Regions from separate parts of the Mus musculus genome. Here all the other regions are linked to region 1. A link is a loop called in an ENCODE intact Hi-C map of the cell type or tissue named here. Cell type or tissue: left cerebral cortex. All regions are shown on one strand.

The links. Peaks named below come from ENCODE experiments on the same cell type or tissue, not always from the same donor. Only the 100,000 strongest peaks of a DNase experiment are listed, where the experiment ranks them.
Region 2: a loop joins it to region 1, with 5 times the contacts of the local background. A loop is called at or near these places in 5 of 42 quality-filtered maps.
Region 3: it touches region 1 in a loop (2.0-fold over the local background); 6 of 42 quality-filtered maps call a loop at or near these places.

What each region holds. Positions count from the first base shown.
Region 1 is chr10:56,839,748-56,842,247 of GRCm38, reverse strand. No RefSeq gene overlaps it. Among named protein-coding and RNA genes, the nearest start is that of Gm36769, 94 kb to the left of the region's middle. In left cerebral cortex, a CTCF peak has its summit at 1,313 (motif pointing right); DNase peaks (open chromatin) are centred at 1,310 and 2,475; H3K27ac peaks cover 332 bases.
Region 2 is chr10:56,753,430-56,755,929 of GRCm38, reverse strand. No RefSeq gene overlaps it. Among named protein-coding and RNA genes, the nearest start is that of Gm36769, 180 kb to the left of the region's middle. In left cerebral cortex, no CTCF peak of the experiment used is centred here; a DNase peak (open chromatin) is centred at 1,314; H3K27ac peaks cover 175 bases.
Region 3 is chr10:57,125,763-57,128,262 of GRCm38, reverse strand. The region is part of intron 1 of Gm40652 (a long non-coding RNA gene); the gene reads right to left. Among named protein-coding and RNA genes, the nearest start is that of Gm40652, 9.8 kb to the right of the region's middle. In left cerebral cortex, no CTCF peak of the experiment used is centred here; a DNase peak (open chromatin) is centred at 939.

The DNA of each region.
Region 1 (2,500 bases):
TGGATCAGGACACAGTCCAGTTGGTCTGGGAGTCACTTCAAGGCTGAAAGGGAGGGGCAGCTTTGTAGAAGACATCAGGGCAGTGCTGGGCCTGAGGGGCTGTGCTGCTTGGCAGCTCACAAAACTATGCCTTAAGTTGGTACAGAATGAGCAAAGAAAATGCCTGGTATTCAAGAATTGAATCTTAACTGGGAGTCAGGATTGCACTTTTGATTTTCAAGGGTAGTCCTTTACAAATCACACACACACACACACACACACACACAGAGAGAGAGAGAGAGAGAGAGAGAGAGAGAGAAATAGAGAGAATTGTGGTGTGTATGTATGTGTGTATTTATTGTGGGTTGAATGTGGCTGGACCCTTTTCTTTATCATCTGGTTTTAGCTTCTTATATCCTTAGAAGAGGGAAGAAAAATAATGTGAGTGAAAGAAAATATCATTTAGCCATTTAGCAAGCAACCTCAGCCCTCCACACACACAGCTCTTTAAAACGGTTGCGTCAGAGGAAAGCTAACCTTGGAAGCATGAAGGCTGTAGAAAACTCTGAGCCAAAAGAAGCAGCAATAGGTGTGGTACTGATTCCGTTCACTGTTACTCACCAATAACCTGGTTCAGACCCTTCATGCGTGTGTGAGCCTCTACTGTGAGGTATTCCCAGAGGGCTCAGCCCTAAGGGATCAATCATCTAGATTCACCACACTCGGCGGCTGCTGCCGCTCATTTGGCGTGAAATAGCTGGAGCTTTCAAATGTTGTTTGGTTGGGTCGGGTTTGAAATGACTTTGAAACATCCTTGTTGAAAATTATAACAGAAACTCCAAATCATGGGCTTGTCTCTCAGAAGAAGCCAGTATGGATGTAGAGAGATCCTGGGGTGGAAGTATTCAGAAAATTGACTATAACTGAAAGCAGAAGAAAGGGAGTGAATAAATAATGAAATATAAAGTGAGAAAGGAACAAATTTGAATCCTGCTGACGCAATTTCTTTTCAAAAGATCAAAGCAAGAGAGATAGTAAAAGAGATTTTAAGTGTCAGGAAGGCAGGAAGAATGGTTGCTTATATATGCTGTTAGTTCCCCCAGTTTCTGAATGTTCTGGAATGCCTGTCAATTTCTGCATATAGAGGATGCTCTGAGTGCTTCTTCATCTAACAAGACATCAGGGGGAGATCCCCGTAAATATTGCTCTTACGTTCCTTCCCATTGATAGTTTCCTTAGCACTGACAGTACCTGTGTGATTCCTTCTTCAGCTGCTTGTGAAACCTCTCAGAAAACAGTGATTGACAGGAAGGCCCTGTTTATGAAGATGCTGACCTCAAGGGGGCGCTCAAAGGGAGGAGTGCTGTAGAAGGGTCAAGTTAAGAACCTGACTGGGTTCATAGGAATGGGTTGAGCTTTTTCAATTAAGAAGTCGGTTTCAAAAATAAAAACAAGAACACATTGCTTCTGCACAGCAGAATCTTCCGTTCTTTTTAAAATCATGACTTTTGGAAAATGTCACTGAGCTAGTCTCCTACTACTTAGCAAAGTTGTCCTAAAATTTAAAAATGAAAATAAAACACAACCAAAACCAAACAAACAAAAATAAAAAACACCATAGAGTAGGAGGTATGCATTAAAAATAAGGACCGAAGGGCTACACACAGCCACTGACATTCTTAGATAAAGGTATGCTAGCATCTCTGATGTTGACAAGAATTCCAACAACCGAAATACACCAGTTTGCTCCTGCTCCGGCCACCAGCACTTCTTTCAGGTAATACCTGTCCCACCTCACAGGTTTTTGTTCTTTCTGAAGTCCCTTTGCAAATATTGTTTCAACTTGGAGAAATACATTTTGACCAGTTTTCTAAATCTTCCTGGTTGAGAATTACAAGCTCAGTAGTTACCAATTTTTCATCAGAATAATGGTAGCATTAGTGTCTCTGTCTCTCTCTGTTGCTGTCTCTCTGTCTCTCCCTCTCTCCCTGTCTCTCTCCTTCTCTCCCTCTGTCTCTCTGTCTCTGTCTCTGTCTGTCTGTCTGTCTGTCTGTCTGTCTGTCTGTCTGTCTCTGTCTCTTGCTTTGGCTCTCTCAGATTTGCTTTGCTCCAAGTAAGACAACTTAGAGCAGCCCAAGGCTGTGAGCATGTGCCAGACTGCCCTGGCTCTTGCTTGGGGGCTCAGTCATTTCATTTACTGACTCTAACTCCTCCAACTTAAGATAGGGGAATATCTTAGAGGGAACTCACCTAAGTCCTCCTGAATTATGGGCATGCTGTGTTATCCTTTAAAATCAACAGAGAAGACACTGATGAAACCTGAAAGTATGTCCCCAGGACTAAATGTTAGCCAACATTCCTTTTTCTTAAACTTGAAGAGAACAGGAATTGAACTGAAGTGAGAGCCTCTTTTACAAGCCCCTTGACCAGATCCAAGCAGGGGACCTGCCTTCCTGGTTGCAAATGAGCATTTCAAAGCAAGAGGGATTAAAGGACAGCCACAAGGTAGGCACACTGCCAT
Region 2 (2,500 bases), 86 kb after region 1:
AACTAGAATTTCAGAATCAATTTTCCGCCCCTCCATTTGTTTCTATCAGGTATTCACAACAATGCAAAAGTCATCACTTTCTTAGTGCTAATTTTCTGTCTGAATCTCAAGCTATTATTATTAATTTTTTCCCTTCCTGTTTTAACAATCACACTTTGGGGACTAAGTGTGCTGATTAGTTTTTGTCAATGACACAAACTAGACTCATCTAGGAAGAGGGACAGCAGTTGAGGACCATCACATTGGTCTGTACCTGGGTCTGGAGGATGTTTTCTTGATTAATGATTGACGTGAGGTGGCCCACCTGGGCAGGTGGTGCTGGGTTGTTTTAAAAAAATGGCTGAGCAAGCCACAGGAACACAAACCTGTACGCAGGGTTCCTCCAAGCTTCAGGCTACTTCAGCTCTTGTCTCCGAGTTCTTGCCTTGGGCTCCTCAGCAGACTCCCGCTGAAGACAGACTGGAATGTGGAAGTGTAAGCCAATGAACCCACCTTCCCAAAGTTGCTTTTCATCACTGTGGCAGAAACCATGCTAGGACATTTAATTATACAGTTTAAAATCTCAATATTATATGTGATTTAAAAAAGCACGGTGTAAAGCTTAAACATTGGAGATAATGCTAAGTGGCGAATTTAACCACTTTTGTCCTCATTTAATTTTTCTTAGGCATAAGAAATTGAAAAATCAAAGTAGTTATGCACTGATTCCCTTTAGATCCTAGACTTATGTTTGGAAATACTTTAGGATTGTTTTTGCAATGCTCCCGTTCTCGCCCCAGCCGCCTTGATTTCAGACCAGAACCCTCTGTCATTTTATTGTAGGAGCCACCCAGGAGCATCTCCCAATTGGTTTGGCGCTGATCCACAGTGTTGTCATAAGTCTGTCATCCAGTGATGGATATCCCATCCTGCACACATTCCACGTGGTGATCCAATGTGGAAGGTAAAACGTGCCCTATGACACGGTGACATTGTCTGCAGAGGATGTCAATTCTTTGTGAATATTCCCACGGAGAGCCCGACCTCTGTTCATCACAAACAGGAACTTTCTTTTCTTTTTCTTTTTTTTTTTTTTTTTAACCGGAAGGTAGAGTGAGAGAGGAAATAGTGTTGACTTCTGGGAGAAGTGGCATTGGAAGTACAGTTTGCTCTTGGAACAATTATGGGAAGCTCCACAGAGCATGTCCTTTTTACTCAGTATAATAGAAATCCCTTCCACTCCTCTGAGGAAACAGCAGTTCAAAGACAGGACACAGAGTCCTGAAACTCTGGCAACTTTTGAATAGTGTTTTTTCTCTTCCTCACTAGCAAACTGAAAGTCTCTGTGTAGGTAAATTAAGCCGCATGGGTCTCATTTCTATTTGACCATGCTAATTTCCTTTTGCATTAATTGGCTTGATCTACTCGATCCCACTTATTTATTCAACAAACGTACAGTAAACATTTTCTTAGTATTGAGCCAGTTAGTACAGATCCACAAACAAGTAAGAACTCTTAAGAAGTATATAGTCCACAAACACATGAATTGCAAACATAACCATTCTGATGAGCATCTAGGAAACATGCAACCAAATAGTGACAAGTGAGCAGTCTTTCGCCTGATAATCTCTTCCAGAGAAATCCCAACCTAAGCTTTTCTGGGCCCACAGACTGGGAGATTCAGCCTTTTTAAAATCATGTAATATATTATTTACAGTACAACATCCACCCTGCTGGAAACACACAATGTAATACTGTGCCACAGTTGGAATCAAAGGACTAGGAATAAATGCATGTTTAAAACACAATACCAAGTGATTTAAAATGAAACAATTATAGCACTATGAAATAGTAACCTAAGCACAAATTATAACAAACACATACCTACCCATGATGCTCATCTCCTACACAAAGAAAAGGAAAGTACATTAAAATAACAGTTTCTGTTGTAGAGGGATACGGGAATGGAGACAATGTATAAAGGAATTAGAAAAACAAGGAAATATTTAAGAAGGAACTTGGACTGTGTGACACAAACTAGACAATGTGCCTGACTCAGAAAATACTGAACTGAATAAGAATAAAAACTAGCTACAGTGCATAGCAGCTTGGAATAGCATTTCGTTGCACAGAGTGTTAGTAAACCTTACTGGATCCAGGCCAAGGTCCTGCAAGTGACATCTAGAATGACTGATGGATACCCAACCTCACGGTGTCTCTTAACACTCAGCAGTTCATCCTTGTCCTTGAATGGGAATTCAACTATCCTAGTAAATTAAGTTCTATTATTGGACCCTTTCTTCCCAGCAGCATTGATAACTTGTCTAATGCACACCAAATTAAATAGGGCAGGAGCTATTGAAGATTTAAAAACTGGTCCAGAAGTCACCCTTTCCTCTGGATCACAGTGTTGAAATGGACTGCAGATGCTACAAGTCTCTGCCCTTGACTGTCCTGCTCTGTGTCACTCAAGAGTGAGTGCCTGCTAGTCATCCCATTGTGATTTATCTCTAGAATTGCA
Region 3 (2,500 bases), 290 kb before region 1:
TGCTCACTAGTGTCAAGGTATTCAAGATATGTGTGACTGAATTTTGCAAAGAAGTCACAAAAACAAAAACAAAACAATAATAATAATAATAATAATAATAACAAAATTCTCTGAGTACAAAGAGACAATGGTGGAAAAGTTTTAATCTTTAAAAAATCTATTTATTTTAGCTGTGTGGACATGTGTGTGCCTTCTTGTGTGTGTACTCCTCTTTGTGTATATATGTGCATATGAGTTCCTGTTCCCTGGGCGGTGTATGAGACCCTAGAGCTGAAGTCACAGGAGGTTGTGAGTTACCTGATATGGCTTCTGGGAACTGAACTCTGGTCCTTTGTAAGCACAGTATAAGGTCTTAATTAATGAGTTATCCCTCTAGCCCTGAAAAGTACAATTTCTGAAGTGGTAAGCATTTATGAAGACAGAATTACAAGTTTCTCTTTTATTTCCCCAAAGTAGTTCAGTTAAAGCAGGTCACCAAAAATATTTCCAGAAGGGGACAAACACTGTCTTGGAAACAGAAAGTTTTGAGTCTCTCACAGATTAGAGCAGCAAAAAGGCTTTGTGTTCACACTAACATTTTAATATCAGCTCTGATGTAGTGAATTTACCAGAAAAATCATTCAACTAGAATTGTGAGATTAGGCCTTCAGGTGTTGTGTGTGTTGTGTGTGTGTGTGTGTGTGTGTAAATTATGTATGTGTGTTTTCTCTTGTTCTTATTGCTTCTTAGTATTCCAGGATGCTTTTCCAAATAATAGTTGTTTACAAAAATTTGCATATTCTTTTTCTGTGTCTTGTAAATTAGCATCCCTTACTGGAGATATTCTAGCTTTCCAAGATCCTCTGTGGTATTCATGAGGGTGACTCTAGCTTAGTACGCTGAGTACATTTTTTGCCAATACAAATTTGTTGCTAAGCAGATGTGGTGCATTTAATTATGTAATACTACTGATCCGTTTCCCTAGGAAACACCCCAAATTTCACAACATTCAGGAGCCTCAAATCCAGCAAGTGCATGCTTTGTGCCTCTTCCTTGGTCCTGGGCAACGAGAGTGTCCATGAGTAGTAGAGGATTTATTGCTCCTGTTATTATATCATTGAATGGAAATAACATTCTCATGAAGTGCATAGTGGTGTAAACCAGTCTTTATTTTAAAGGAAGTAGGTTTTGGCTTCCCTTAGCTTTATGGTGTGAAGGAAGCTCACATTTCAGAGATCACAATGATTAGAATGGGCATCTCATATGCGGTGCTTAAACTGCCACTATTTATTGACTATGCCATAAATTCAGGTCCTTCAAATTTTGACAAGCTTAGTAGAAGTTGCATCTCAGACTGGACAGGGAGGCTTTCACCCTTGCCTAGAAGTGCCATCTTTAAGTGGAGTTACTTCACTGTTGGGAAGACACAGGTCAGTCCCCAACTGAACCCAGGCTTTTTACAAACTACTAGTGATGGAGTTACATCTTTATAGTATTTAATATTGATTCTTCCTATGGCAAAAGCTTCCTATACAACCACCTGGAAAGGCAGGTTATTTTGTCATCACTCTTGATTACAACTTACTATTTTTTTGATTTCCACCATTTCTTTTTGTTAGAAGGATTTGCATGACTTTTTTGGAGACTTCCAGAAAGTCACCCAGGATTCTTTGATTTTTAACTATTTACTTTGTGCTTTTGTGTTATTTGAACCACATTTATAACATTTTTGTTAAGTTATTTTAATATTTTGAACTTTTATCTACTGGAATACATTTAATGGATGTTATCTTCATCAATGACAAAAATTAAGTTTGCACATTTATGAACTCATATTTGTACAAATTCTTACCCATGGTCACTGCCTTCTTGCATTCATCAGTTTGAACAGTCATTTGGCTGATGACTGTGTGTGTGCGTGTATGTGTGTCTGCAATTGGTATGTGTTTTAAAAAGTGGGATGGATAAGAGGTTGACTTGATAATACCAGCTACTATTTCATCAGTTCCAATGCTAGAAAATGTTGAACAGGTTTGATTTTTCAAAAGCAGCAGATCCTGGATATCTTCAGGATCAAAGAGACAAGCTATACAGAACCATTTGTTCTTTAAGAGACAGCTTGAGTCAATTTAAACTCATTCGTGTTCTTGACATTGTAAAAGAAAATATGTAGGATGTTCCTCAACTTCAAAGCTAAAGCTAACACTCTGAGCAGAATACAAGATGCAACTCTTCTCCTGCTTGGCATATTCTAAGACCTGTTCTGGGTGCTGGGATAGAGAAATGTATACAAGTAAATCCCTCTATAATACAAGGCTATTTATTTTGGATTGACTGTTGGAAACAAGTACTTACTGATTTGTGTGCAAGACATACTAACTGAATGATGTGTCAGCCTTCTTGTTCATCCTGGTATTCTTCATATGCTTGGGCTTGACAAGCAAATGACTGACCTTTGATTTGCTAAATTATTCTGTATTGGAGTAGGACTTGTTTTTGTTTCAAAGATCCCATCTCAAAT